Linked DNA regions of Homo sapiens: region 1 is linked to region 2. The links are chromatin contacts, found by Hi-C or POLR2A ChIA-PET in ENCODE. All regions are on one chromosome and are shown on one strand. Each heading gives the region's core, a stretch centred on a gene start or an enhancer-like site at or near the end of the contact. The rest is flanking DNA. Distances are from core to core; before and after follow the strand shown. Region 1 holds the start of LIPT2-AS1 (LIPT2 antisense RNA 1). Region 2 holds the start of RNF121 (ring finger protein 121).

Region 1 (5,834 bases), core at 28-2,527, 2.6 Mb after region 2:
GGCAGGAGCATCCTGGCTGTTATGAGTACTCTTCAGTTGGGGCTGTCCTCTGAGATCAGTGTGCACTTGTAGATCTCCTTAAAGGCCACAAGGAAAGGTGGCATTACTTCTTCCACGGTGACGTGCCTCTGGAGCTCCTTACTCAAGGAAGTGACGCCTGTCCCAACCAGTCCACAGGGCACGATGTGCTCAAACCACGTGAGGTCGGTAGAGCAGTTGAGAGCCAGGCCGTGGGATGTGATGTGCCTTCCACAGCGGACTCCTGCAAGGCAAGCCAAAGGGTCTTAGAGTAGATACCCTCCACTCTCCGGGCTTTGGTGTCCCTCTCAGGGCGATGAGAAAACTGGATTAGATCACCGGTTTTCAAATTTTGTTTCTGGAGAAACAAGGGATTGTACTCAGATGGGAAAAGGAAACAAATGAAAGGAAGGGGTGCGTGGCTTCAAGCAGCTGCACTCATCATGAGGATTCCAGGAAATGTCTTTTAACAGATTCCAATACTTAAAAAAAAAAAAGCTTGGGGACAGGCGCAGTGGCTCACGCCTGTAATCCCAGCATTTTGGGAGGCCGAGGCGGGCGGATCACGAGGTCAGGAGATCGTGACCATCCTGGCTAACACGGTGAAACCCCATCTCTACTAAAAATACAAAAAATTAGCCGGGCTGGTGGTGGGCGCCTGTAGCCCCAGCTACTCTGGAGGCTGAGGCAGGAGAATGGCGTGAACCCGGGAGGCGGAGCTTGCAGTGGGCCGAGATTGCGCCACTGCACTCCAGCCTGGGTGACAAAGCGAGACTCTGTCTCAAAAAAAAAAAAAAAAAAAAGTTTGAAAATTAGCACCCTTATTTGCCATGACATTGTCATTCGCAGGACGTAACCTGGCAATTCACTTCTCTTGTCTCTCCCTTAACAGAAATGCGTGTTGGACTAGATGTGAGGAGCCTTCTGCTTCTGAATATACGATATCTGAAAAGGGGCTTAAAAACTCAAACGCAGCGGGTAGCTGTGATTCAAAACCCGCGCTAGATACGCCTCCTCCCGGCCCTCACCTCCGTTGGTCCAGCCCCGTCAGACCCCGCCCCCAGGCCTCAAGCTCCGACCTCGGCTCTCAGGTACCGCCCTGCTCCGCGGCGCTCACCGATCGCGCAGATCTTGCGATCGTCTAGCCAGACGCCAGTGTAGGGCGGGGGCCGCGCGCGGGCGTCCTGCAGGCCCTGGAGCTCGCACAGGCGCACGGCGCACGCCTCCAGCGACGCTACGTGCATGCGCAAGCGCAGGCCGAGACGCCGCAGGTCGAGTACCGGGTGGCAAAGCAGCTGGCCCGGGCCGTGGAAGGTGGCCAGGCCACCGCGGCCTGTGACGCGCACCTCGGCGCCCAAGGCCCGTAGCCGCGCAGTTTCCTCGGGCGTCAGGCCGCCGCGCAGCCCGGCCGTATACACGGGCCCCGCGGGCTCGCAGAGCAGGAGCGCGCCCGCCTCAGTCCCCGACGGGGCCTCAATGCCTGGCTCGGCCTGCAGCCGCCGCAGCCAGCGGTCCTGCAGCCCCAGTAGCTCGGCGTACGGCACCCGACCCAGGCGCACCAACCGAACGGCGGGTTGCCGCATCGTGCCCACCGTTGCGTCCGCGGGGCCCCGCCCTCTCCGTGGGCCTGGGGGCGTGGCCTGAGGGGCGGGGACTCGGGGGCACACCCCGAGCCGCAGCTCCCAGGTGCGTGTTAAAAGCTGGAGGGGGGATATGTGATCCCAGGACCAAAAGCGCGGGGCCAGACTCATCGGTTCATTCAACAACCAGTATTTAGTGCCTGCTGTGTTCTGCAGGCCCTGCCATAGGCGCTTGATACAGCGGTGCATAGCGTATGAGAAAGATCTGTCCTGGTAAGCTTACATTCTTACAGCAGACGATAAGTATTTTAAGTGTTAAGTAAATAAGGTTATTTCACGTATAAGGTGTTAAATGCTATGAAAAGAAAAATAAAACAGGGTAACGTGGTGTGTCCTGTGTTGAGCCCCTGGGGGACGCAAGAGGGAGATTAGCTTGCCTACAAGGTTATTGGTGGAGGTAGGGAGAACTTAAAGATCAGCACCTGTAAGAAAGTGAAGGAAGCAGGAATTTGTAGGCAGAGGAAGAAGTTGGCCTGCAAAACAGTTGCAGCAGAGGCCTTGACCAATCCCAAGGCATGCTTGGAGCCTAGGATGACCCTTCAGAGTAGTTCCACATTAAAGCAAGGGGGCCAGAAACTCTTATCCTTGCATTGACCAGTCATGGATACAGGCTACACCTGGGGAGGAGCTGTGATTTTTTTTTTTTTTTTTTTTTTGGCAAGACTGCTTCCCTCGGTGGAGGGCGGCCCCCAGAGAAGGACTCAGTTGTGTATCATCAGTAACCAACTCCAGAAGCTGAGGGAATGACTGTCTAGGCCCTGAGGGGGTGTCTGGACCACAACATCAGCTATGTTGCAGTTAGAGTATCATTTAAACAAGTCTGAATTCAATGAATTTTTACTGAGGACTTTTCAGACACCATAGGTGTCTGAAAAACATTTCATAAACATAGACATAAAGATCCTAAGCAAATATTAGCAAATCAAATCCAGCAATTTATAAAAGGATTAATACATCATGATGAAGTAGGGTTTATCCCGGGAATGCAAGGTTGGTTTTGCATTCTGAAATCAAACAATGTAATTTACCTTAAAAGAGAAAAGCCTTCATTGGAAGAAATAATAAAAATTTTTTTTAAAGAAAAGCTATGATTATGTTAAAAAATACAGATAAATCTATTGGCAAAAATAAACACCTCTTCTGACCAAAATACTTAGCAATCTAGGAATAGAAGAGAAATTTTCCAGTCTGATGAAGGGTTCAAATTATCAATCAGGGTTTGGACAAGAGAAATCACATATGTACTATTTTAATTAAATGTTTTATTTGAGAAAATTGGACACTCATATGCAGTTGTAAGGAATAATATGGACAGATTATATGTACCCTTTACCCAGCTTCCCCCAATGGAAACACCTTGCAAAACTGTAGTACAATATCACAACCAGGATACTGACATTGATAAAGTCAAGATGCAGAACATTTTCATCACCACAAGGATCCCTCATGTTGCTCTTTGTAGTTACACTGCTTCTTAATTCCTGGCAAACGTCTGTGTTGTATAGATGGAATCATACAGAGTGCAACCTTTTAGAATTTTTTTTTCACTCAGCATAATTATCTGGAGACTCATCCAAGTTGTTGCATGTATCAATAGCGCGTTTCTTTTTATTGATGAGTAGTAGTCCATAGTATGAATGTACCACAGTTTGTTTAGCCATTCACTCACTGAAGAACACCTGGGTTGTTTCCAGTTTTCAGATATTCTGAGTAAAGGTACTGTAAACATTTGTGTACAGGTTTTTGTGTGAACTAAGTTTTCATCTCTCCGGAATAAATGCCCAGGAGTGCAGTTGCTGGGTTGCATGGTAGTTACATGTTTCGTTTTTTAAGAAACTGCCAAAATGCTTTCCAGAGCGGCTGTACCATTTTACATACCCACCACCAGTGTATGAATGATCAAGTTTGTCTGCATCCTCATGAGCATTAGCTTTTATTTTAGCCATTCTAATAGGTGTGTGGTGGTGTCTTATTGTGATTTTAATTTGTATTTCCCTATTGACTAATGATGTAAGACATCTTTTCATGTGCTTATCTTCCATGTGTATATTCCCTTCAGTGAAATGTCTGTTCATGTCTTTTGCCCATTTTCTAATTAATTGTTTTTCGTACTGTTGAGTTTTGAGATATCTTTATATATTCTAGATATTAGCCCTTTGTCAAATATGTGCTTTGTAAACAGTTTCTCACAGTGTATGGCTTGTATTTTCATCCTCTTAACCGTATCTTTTGCAGAGCAAAAGTTTGTCATTGTGATAAGGTCCAATTTATCCACTTTTCCTTTTATTGATGCTTTTGGTTTAATAACTCTTTGCCCAGCCCTAGATCCTGAAGACATTCTACTGCCTATTTTTTTAAAGATTTTTTATTTTACATTTAAGTCTATGATACATTTTGAGTTAATTTTTTATTTATTATTATTATACTTTAAGTTTTAGGGTACATGTGCACAATGTGCAGGTTAGTTACATATGTATACATGTGCCATGCTGGTGTGCTGCACCCATTAACTCGTCATTTAGCATTAGGTATATCTCCTAATGCTATCCCTCCCCCCCCCCACAAAATTGACAAATGGGATCTAGTTAAACTAAAGAGCTTCTGCACAGCAAAAGAAACTACCATCAGAGTGAACAGGCAACCTACAAAATGGGAGTTAATTTTTAAAATAGGTGTAAAACTTTGGTTGTTGTTGCGGTTGTTCTTTTTTGTTTGTTTGCATATACATGTTACATTACGCCAACACCATTTGTTCAAAAGGCTATGTTTCCTCCATTGAATTGCTTTTATGCCTTTGTCAAAACCAGTTGGACATATTCGTGTGATCCTATTTCCAGTTTCTGTATTCTGTTCCATTGATCTATGTGTTTATTCCTCTACCAATACAGGCTGAGCATCCGTAATATAAAAATCTGAAATCTGAAATGCTCCAAAATCCTAAACTTTTTGAGTGCTGACATTATGCCACAAATGGAAAATTTCATACCTGACCTTATGTGAGTTGCAGTCAAAACACAGGTGCACAACACCCAGTTCATGCAACATCCCCAGTGGGAAAAAAGACCCCCCCAGCTCTCTTCTGCTGCAGTTTTTCTGCTCACACCTGGATTTCCCCATGCATTCCCACAAAAAGTAATTAAATGGCATGCGTGCAGGCTGGACACGCCAACAACAGGTTTCCCACAATGCCCCACATGGGGCCAAGACCTGTGTGCATTACTCACTGCATTTTTTTGCTTATTCTCTGCTGTGTGGTATAAATATATTGTTGAAAATGTCAAAAAGACCTAAAGATACCCCTGTGAATATCAGTGATAAGAAAAAGAGGAAGCATTTATGTTTATCTATAGCACAGAAAGTCAAGTTGTTGGAGAAACTGGACAGTGGTGTAAGTGTGAAACATCTTACGGAAGAGTATGGTGTTGGAATGACCACCATATATGACCTGAAGAAACAGAAGGATAAACTGTTGAAGTTTTATGCTGAAAGTGATGAGCAGATATTAATGAAAAATAGAAAAACACTTCATAAAGCTAAAAATGAAGATCTTGATCGTGTATTGAAAGAGTGGATCCGTCAGCGTCGCAGTGAACACATGCCACTTAATGGTATGCTGATCATGAAACAAGCAAAGATATATCACAATGAACTAAAAATTGAGGGGAACTGTGAATATTCAACAGGCTGGTTGCAGAAATTTAAGAAAAGACATGGCATTAAATTTTTAAAGACTTGTGGCAATAAAGCATCTGCTGGTCATGAAGCAACAGAGAAGTTTACTGGCAAGTTCAGTAATGATGATGAACAAGATGGTAACTTTGAAGGATTCAGTATGTCAAGTGAGAAAAAAATAATGTCTGACCTCCTTACATATACAAAAAATATACATCCAGAGACTGTCAGTAAGCTGGAAGAAGAGGATATCAAAGATGTTTTTAACAGTAATAATGAGGCTCCAGTTGTTCATTCATTGTCCAATGGTGAAGTAACAAAAATGGTTCTGAATCAAGATGATCATGATGATAATGATAATGAAGATGATGTTAACACTGCAGAAAAAGTGCCTATAGACGACATGGTAAAAATGTGTGATGGGCTTATTAAAGGACTAGAGCAGCATGCATTCATAACAGAGCAAGAAATCATGTCAGTTTATAAAATCAAAGAGAGACTTCT
Region 2 (5,648 bases), core at 1,380-3,879:
CCCTGTATGCCTTCTCACTAAGTAGCAAGCTCTTTGAGGATGTGGATTTTTGTCATGTTCATGATCTCCCACACTTCAGAGCAGCATCATGATTCTGTCAGAAACAATAAAGTAATAAATGATGTTCAGGAAATTGGTTGACAATGTGAAGAAAAATAAAAGTAGATCCCTACCTCACAACGTATCTAAAAAATTATACCTAGGCTGGGCGTGGTGGCTCACACCTGTAATCCCAGCATTTTGGGAGGTTGACGTGGGTGGATCACTTGAGGTCAGGAGTTTGAGACCAGCCTGGCCAACATGGTGAAACCCTGTCTCTACTCAAAATACAAAAATTAGCTGGGTGTGGTGGCACATGCCTGTAATCCCAGCTACTGAGGAGGCTGAGGCAGGAGAATCACTTGAACCCGGGAGGCAAAGGTTGCAGTGAGCCAAGATCACCCCTCTGTACTCCAGCCTGGGTGACAAAGTGAGATTCTGTCTCAAAAAATGAAATAAAATAAAATAAAATAAAATAAAATAAAATAAAAGACAAATAATTATACCTAAAAGGCTGGGTACAGTGGCTCACGCCTGTAATCTCAACACTTTGGGAGGCGGAGGCTCAGGAGGATTGCTTGAACCCAGGAGTTCAAGACCAGCAACATAGTGGGACCCCATCTCCACAAAATATTTTTAAAAATTAGCCAGGTGTGGTGGCACATGCCTATAGTCCCAGGTACTCACAAGGTTGAGGTGGGAGAATTGCTTGAGCCTGGGAGATGAGACTACAGTGAGCAGTTATCACGCCACTGCACTCCAGCCTGGGCGACAGAGCCGGACCCTGTATCACTCAGGCTGGGCACAGTGGTTCACACCTGTAATCCCAGCACTTTGGGAGGCCGAGGCGGGTGGATCACTTAAGGTCAGGAGTTCGAGACCATGGCCATGACCCCATCTCTGCTAAAAATATGAAATTTCCCCAGGCGTGGTGGCGCGTACGTAGTCCCAGCTATTTGGGAGGCTGAGACATGAGAATCGTTTGAACCCAGTAGGCGGAGGCTGCAGTGAGCCCAGATTGAACCAGTGCATTCCAGCCTTGGTAACACAGCGAGACACCGTTTCAAAGAAAAAAAAAAAGCACTCAGATTAAAAAACAAAATGAAACACAATACAATACTATATAGTCATGGCTACATATAATTATTAAAAATGGACTGGGAGAACACAAGCTAATTCTAATTCATAATAGTTGCTTCTGGAGAGGATGAGAGGGTAATAGGCTTGAGAGTAGAAAAAACAGGTAAGTTTAACTTTTATTGTATTATCTAGCTTTTAAAAAATAAGCAAATAAATCATAATGCCAGTAGTCAATTTAGGGTGATGGGTGTACAGTATTTACAATATTCTCCGTATTAAGTGTCACAAAATAAAAATGATTATTTTTAAGTAAATGGGATGCCTGTGGATGATGTAGATAATTCCCTGTAATTTTCTGTTGGTCCCAATGTAAAGCTGACTTTTCTAGACGTTCTGTGGGCTCACAGGCCATCCTAGTTCCATTCACCAGACAGATCCAGGCGGACGCCCAGAGGCGTGTGAGCTGGGGCTACAGGCTTGCAAGGTATCGAGTTCACCGGCTGCTGAAAAATCAGTTATGAAGGTATACGTAGGGGTGGGACAGTGAATGGTGTATAAAAAGGAGGGTAAGGCAGAAGCTGGGGCCGCAGGATGTGGGTTAGAAAAGTGTGCCGAGGTGTGTGAACTGGCATGACAGCCTAAGTAAGACGCGGAATGTGGGTGCCCTGGAGGTCCCGCAAGGCTCTTCAGCTCTCAGTTTCGGGAGCTCAAGCCGCACCGCTGCTTTCACAGCTCATCGGGAACAGGCTGCTCAGTTCATTTCCTTGATGGCCACCCTCCTCCCTCTCGGCCACTCCCCTCCCCATCAACAAATCCCAACGCCCCTCACCCGGGACCGTGGACCTCGAGGAGCCACCGTTGCCTCGGATCTCGGACCACCAAACCTATTCTCCCGCCAATTCGGCCTTCTGACCTTCGCCTTCTGACCCCGAGAGCTACTCTTCCGTCTTCCGTAGCACAGGAATGCGTTCTGGGGCTTCAAGAAGCTGCTGTTTTTGAAAATGAGTCCTACCGAGGCAAGATGGCAGGTGCTGCAGCCAGGAAAATACATTTCCGTGTGTTTTAATATTTATTTTCACTCACTACAACTCTTTCGTGGAGGGAGCGGAATTTAAACTTCCGGGTCAGCCTCAGTGCAGCTTGGGAAACGTAGTTCCTAGTCCCCACGTCTCGCTCCTTGGAGCCCAGACTGAGGGAGCGTCGCGAAAGTTGCCCGTTTTGGAACGCTCCCATTTGGCTCTCCAAAGGGAAGAATTGGTTAAATAGTTGCACTGAAAATAATGCGATTCAAATTTCTCATTTTCCAAGAACGCTCCCTTGCTGAAGCTTGCAAGGGCACGGTACTCCCCTCTCCTTGACCCTGAAACGTGCAGCAAGTAGATAACCTCCTGATCCCTGACAGTCTCCGCCTGTGTTGATGCCCCGCCCCCTCTGCTGGAGTCCGAGCCGCCGATTGGCTAGGAGCACTTGAGCAGCGGAAGCAGCTGGCTCGCGCGGGGACTGCGGTGAGGGGGCGAGCCGTGAAGATGGCGGCAGTGGTGGAGGTGGAGGTTGGAGGTGGTGCTGCTGGGGAACGGGAGCTGGATGAGGTAAGCGGAGTTGAGAGACGAGGAGAGACTCAACCTGAGACTGAGGGGAGGGGCAGTGAGGTATCGGGAGGTGGGGGTCTTAGGAGAGAAGGGAAAGATCCTGAGAGGGAAGGAGCTGACTAGGGGGCGGGTGCGTGGAGAGCGAAGTCAGAGGCACTCCTGACTTGGGGACTCCGAGGCGGCCTTGGGAGTAGAAGACTTGCATTAGCCTCAAGGGTGAAGATGGAGGACAGAGAGAGAGGTCGGAGGGGTGGGGGTGTTAAGATTTTGTGATTACTAGCTGGGTGTCTTAGGGTAGGACCGAAGGGCTAAGAGGTAGTTTGAGTTGGAGGGACGTGAATTTCTTCAGGGGAAGGCTGGGCTTCTACTGTGGGAGAGGACTCTGTCTAAGCCTAGGGTGGGGGTTGGGGACACAGACCGGGAAAGAGTGCTAATCCACTAGTAGTATAGCTTTGAGTTATCTTAAAGTTGGAACTGTTTTATTTATCGTTCCATTCTAAGACTTTGTATCTAATGCATGCTCAGTAAAGTTTTGGCCAACGAATGAAGGAACAAGTGGATGAATAAATGATTGTATGCCGGAATTCATGCATTTATTCACTTAATAAACATTATGACTTTTGCTCCGGGTTCTGGGCCAGGTGCTAGGGAGACAAGGGGCCCCTCCGTTGAAGAGCCCACAGTCTAGTGGTGGGAGACAGACAAGAAGACTAGTCATTGCATTAGAGATATAATGGTGGCACTGAGAAGTGTGCAACATTTCAGCTTGGGATAGGGAAGGCTTCCCGGAGTTGCTGAGTTTTAAACGATAAATAAGTGTCTCTCTCTTCTTCTGGATTTATGAGTTCCTTGAAGGTGAGCTCCTTGAGATTGTATGTTCCCTTTACCTATCTAATAGGCATTTAAAGACTGGTGTATTAAAATACCAGTGGTCCTTGAAGGAATCACTAGGAGGAAGGAGATGTTGAGTGTGAAAGGAATGAAGGGACAGGGCAGAGAAGCAGAGACAGAGGTGAAAAGATTCTGAAGCCATGGAGACATTGATAGCTAGTGGTGTTTGTGATCTTGCACATGCCAGCATATGGGCAAAGACATCACAGGAATAGGAGGAAGGGGATTGGTTGTCAGAGATAGAACCAGTGAGATCTCTGAGGGGTCAGAATCTTAGAGGCCCCTTGCTGTGTGTTGGGTGTGGGAAGAGTGGGGAGGATTGGGGATGATTGAAGATGAGGTTCAGAGAAAGGGAGAAGTGGACTTGGGAAGCAATAAGACTGTTGCCTGGTAGTGGGATGAGTTGGAGGAGTTGGATTACCTGATTGGGATCATTAAGGTGGGAGGAAGGGACTGAGAAATTGACAGGTGATCACAGCAGGGGGATTTTTAAAGAAGTGTTGTAGTCTTCTACCTCCCAATCACTAGAGACTACAGGTGTTTGGATACCAGTTGGTTGGTTAGGTGGAGTGGTTGTGGAAATGACCTCCAAGACCCCTTCTAGCTTTTACATTTCTGTGATTACAGTTGGCTGTGGTTCAGTGAGATATATTTGAAGACACTTTGGAAAGGGTAAATACTGTATTGAAGTTCTTATTTAAGGTTTGTTAGTCATGGGCTCTCCCTTGAGACAATTACGTATATCTCAAAGCTGTAGTTACATATGTCAGGGTTCATTGAGATAAACAGCAGAAGTTTTGGCAGAGGAGAAAATAACATTTTCTTTTTTTATTTGAGATGGAGTTTCGCTCTTATTGCCCAGGCTGGAGTGCAGTATTGCAATCTCAGCTCACCACAACCTCTGCCTTCTGGGTTCAAACAATTCTCCTGCCTCAGCCTCCTGAGTAGCTGGGATTACAGGCATGCACCACCACGCCCGGCTGATTTTTTGTATTTTTAGTAGAGACAGGGTTTTTCCATGTTGGTCAGGCTGGCCTCGAACTCCTGACCTCAGGTGAGCCGCCGATCTTGTCCTCCCAAATGTGCTGGGATTACAGGTGTGAGTCACCGCGCCCGGCTAAGAAAATAACATTTTCATTAAGACATGTTTGATTTTTGTTTCTTAGCTTTTCTTTATTGCTTGAAGGACTTGAGAGCGTCTAGTAGTATAATAGACTTTACAGAGTATCATGCATAGGAGTTAACTTTATATGAAACCACTAGCATTCATTCCAGGAACCTTGTTACTTGTTTCATTTCCTGAGAAAAGGTATAATCTGTTGTCTGGAAATTCCGTGTGGACTGGTTCTATCTTTTTTGTTGTTGTATGTTTGAGAAAGTAAGCTCTGAGAAGCAGAACAGTCATCCCTTCAAGCTCCAAAAATAACAGAGGTCTGGTCTGGCAGACCTTAGTTGGTATTCAGGTTTCTACTAATGTCTCCCCAGCTGTTTCTTTGCAGCCTTAGCTTGTGAAACAGCAGGTGAAATCCGTCTTTAATATGTAATTATGGGGTCTACTGTGTGTTATGCACTGATAATTCAAAGATGAGTAAGACAGGATCTTTACCAATTTACAGTCGAGTGAAGAGACATGCAAATAGCGTATTATAATACTAGATAATTGCTGTAATGGAGGCATGTAACAAATGCAGTGGGGCACAAGAGATCAAGCACTTGAGTCAGCTAGGGGGAGTCAGTAAAGTCTTTATGATAGAGATGGGTTTGAGCTGAAAAAGGTTGGGTTTACAAAAGAGCAGTGGTTTACATGTGGCATTAATATTGCCCCCTGTGTAGCACTTTCTGTTTTATTGATAGACTCTAATGTGGAGCCGAGATTATAATTGGGTAATGGGTAGCCTGGCTAAGATGGAGTTGGTGTACTTTTCTACTTCTTTGGAAAGAAGTTACACGCTGTGTATATTCAGGATATTATACCTATGTTTTCCAATATTAGATGCCATTAGCATGATACGTAGTCTGGAATGGCATTCATTCATATTCCTTTTCTCT

Evidence for each region. A loop is a pair of places that touch in the nucleus more often than their neighbours do. ChIA-PET counts read pairs that join two places held with the same protein, here RNA polymerase II (POLR2A). Pooled maps may share reads with other maps.
Region 1: a map of CD4-positive, alpha-beta T cell shows a loop between it and region 2 (6-fold over the local background). The contact joins the promoter of LIPT2-AS1 here to the promoter of RNF121 in region 2. A Hi-C loop is called at or near these places in 1 of 168 maps with a recorded cell type or tissue (CD4-positive, alpha-beta T cell), 1 of 37 single-sample maps with no recorded cell type and 6 of 50 pooled maps. POLR2A ChIA-PET finds 5 or more read pairs at or near these places in 5 of 52 experiments (CD4-positive, alpha-beta T cell, CD4-positive, alpha-beta memory T cell, CD8-positive, alpha-beta T cell and 2 more).

Annotation. Positions count from the first base shown.
Region 1 is chr11:74,492,103-74,497,936 of GRCh38, forward strand. LIPT2-AS1 (LIPT2 antisense RNA 1) reads left to right here and starts at 1,278. Exons shown (of 2, transcript NR_171028.1): 1 at 1,278-1,871; 2 at 4,547-5,834. It overlaps LIPT2 (lipoyl(octanoyl) transferase 2), which reads right to left and starts at 1,622. Exons shown (of 2, transcript NM_001144869.3): 1 at 1,136-1,622; 2 at 1-262. The coding sequence starts at 1,601. The coding sequence ends at 33. RefSeq lists silencers at 1,388-1,497, 1,608-1,857.
Region 2 is chr11:71,926,417-71,932,064 of GRCh38, forward strand. RNF121 (ring finger protein 121) reads left to right here and starts at 2,630. Exons shown (of 9, transcript NM_018320.5): 1 at 2,630-2,708. The coding sequence starts at 2,646. It overlaps XNDC1N (XRCC1 N-terminal domain containing 1, N-terminal like), which reads right to left and starts at 2,178. Exons shown (of 6, transcript NM_001375847.2): 1 at 1,949-2,178. XNDC1N-ZNF705EP-ALG1L9P (XNDC1N-ZNF705EP-ALG1L9P readthrough) reads right to left here and starts at 2,178. Exons shown (of 11, transcript NR_172895.1): 1 at 1,949-2,178. RefSeq lists an enhancer at 2,011-2,320.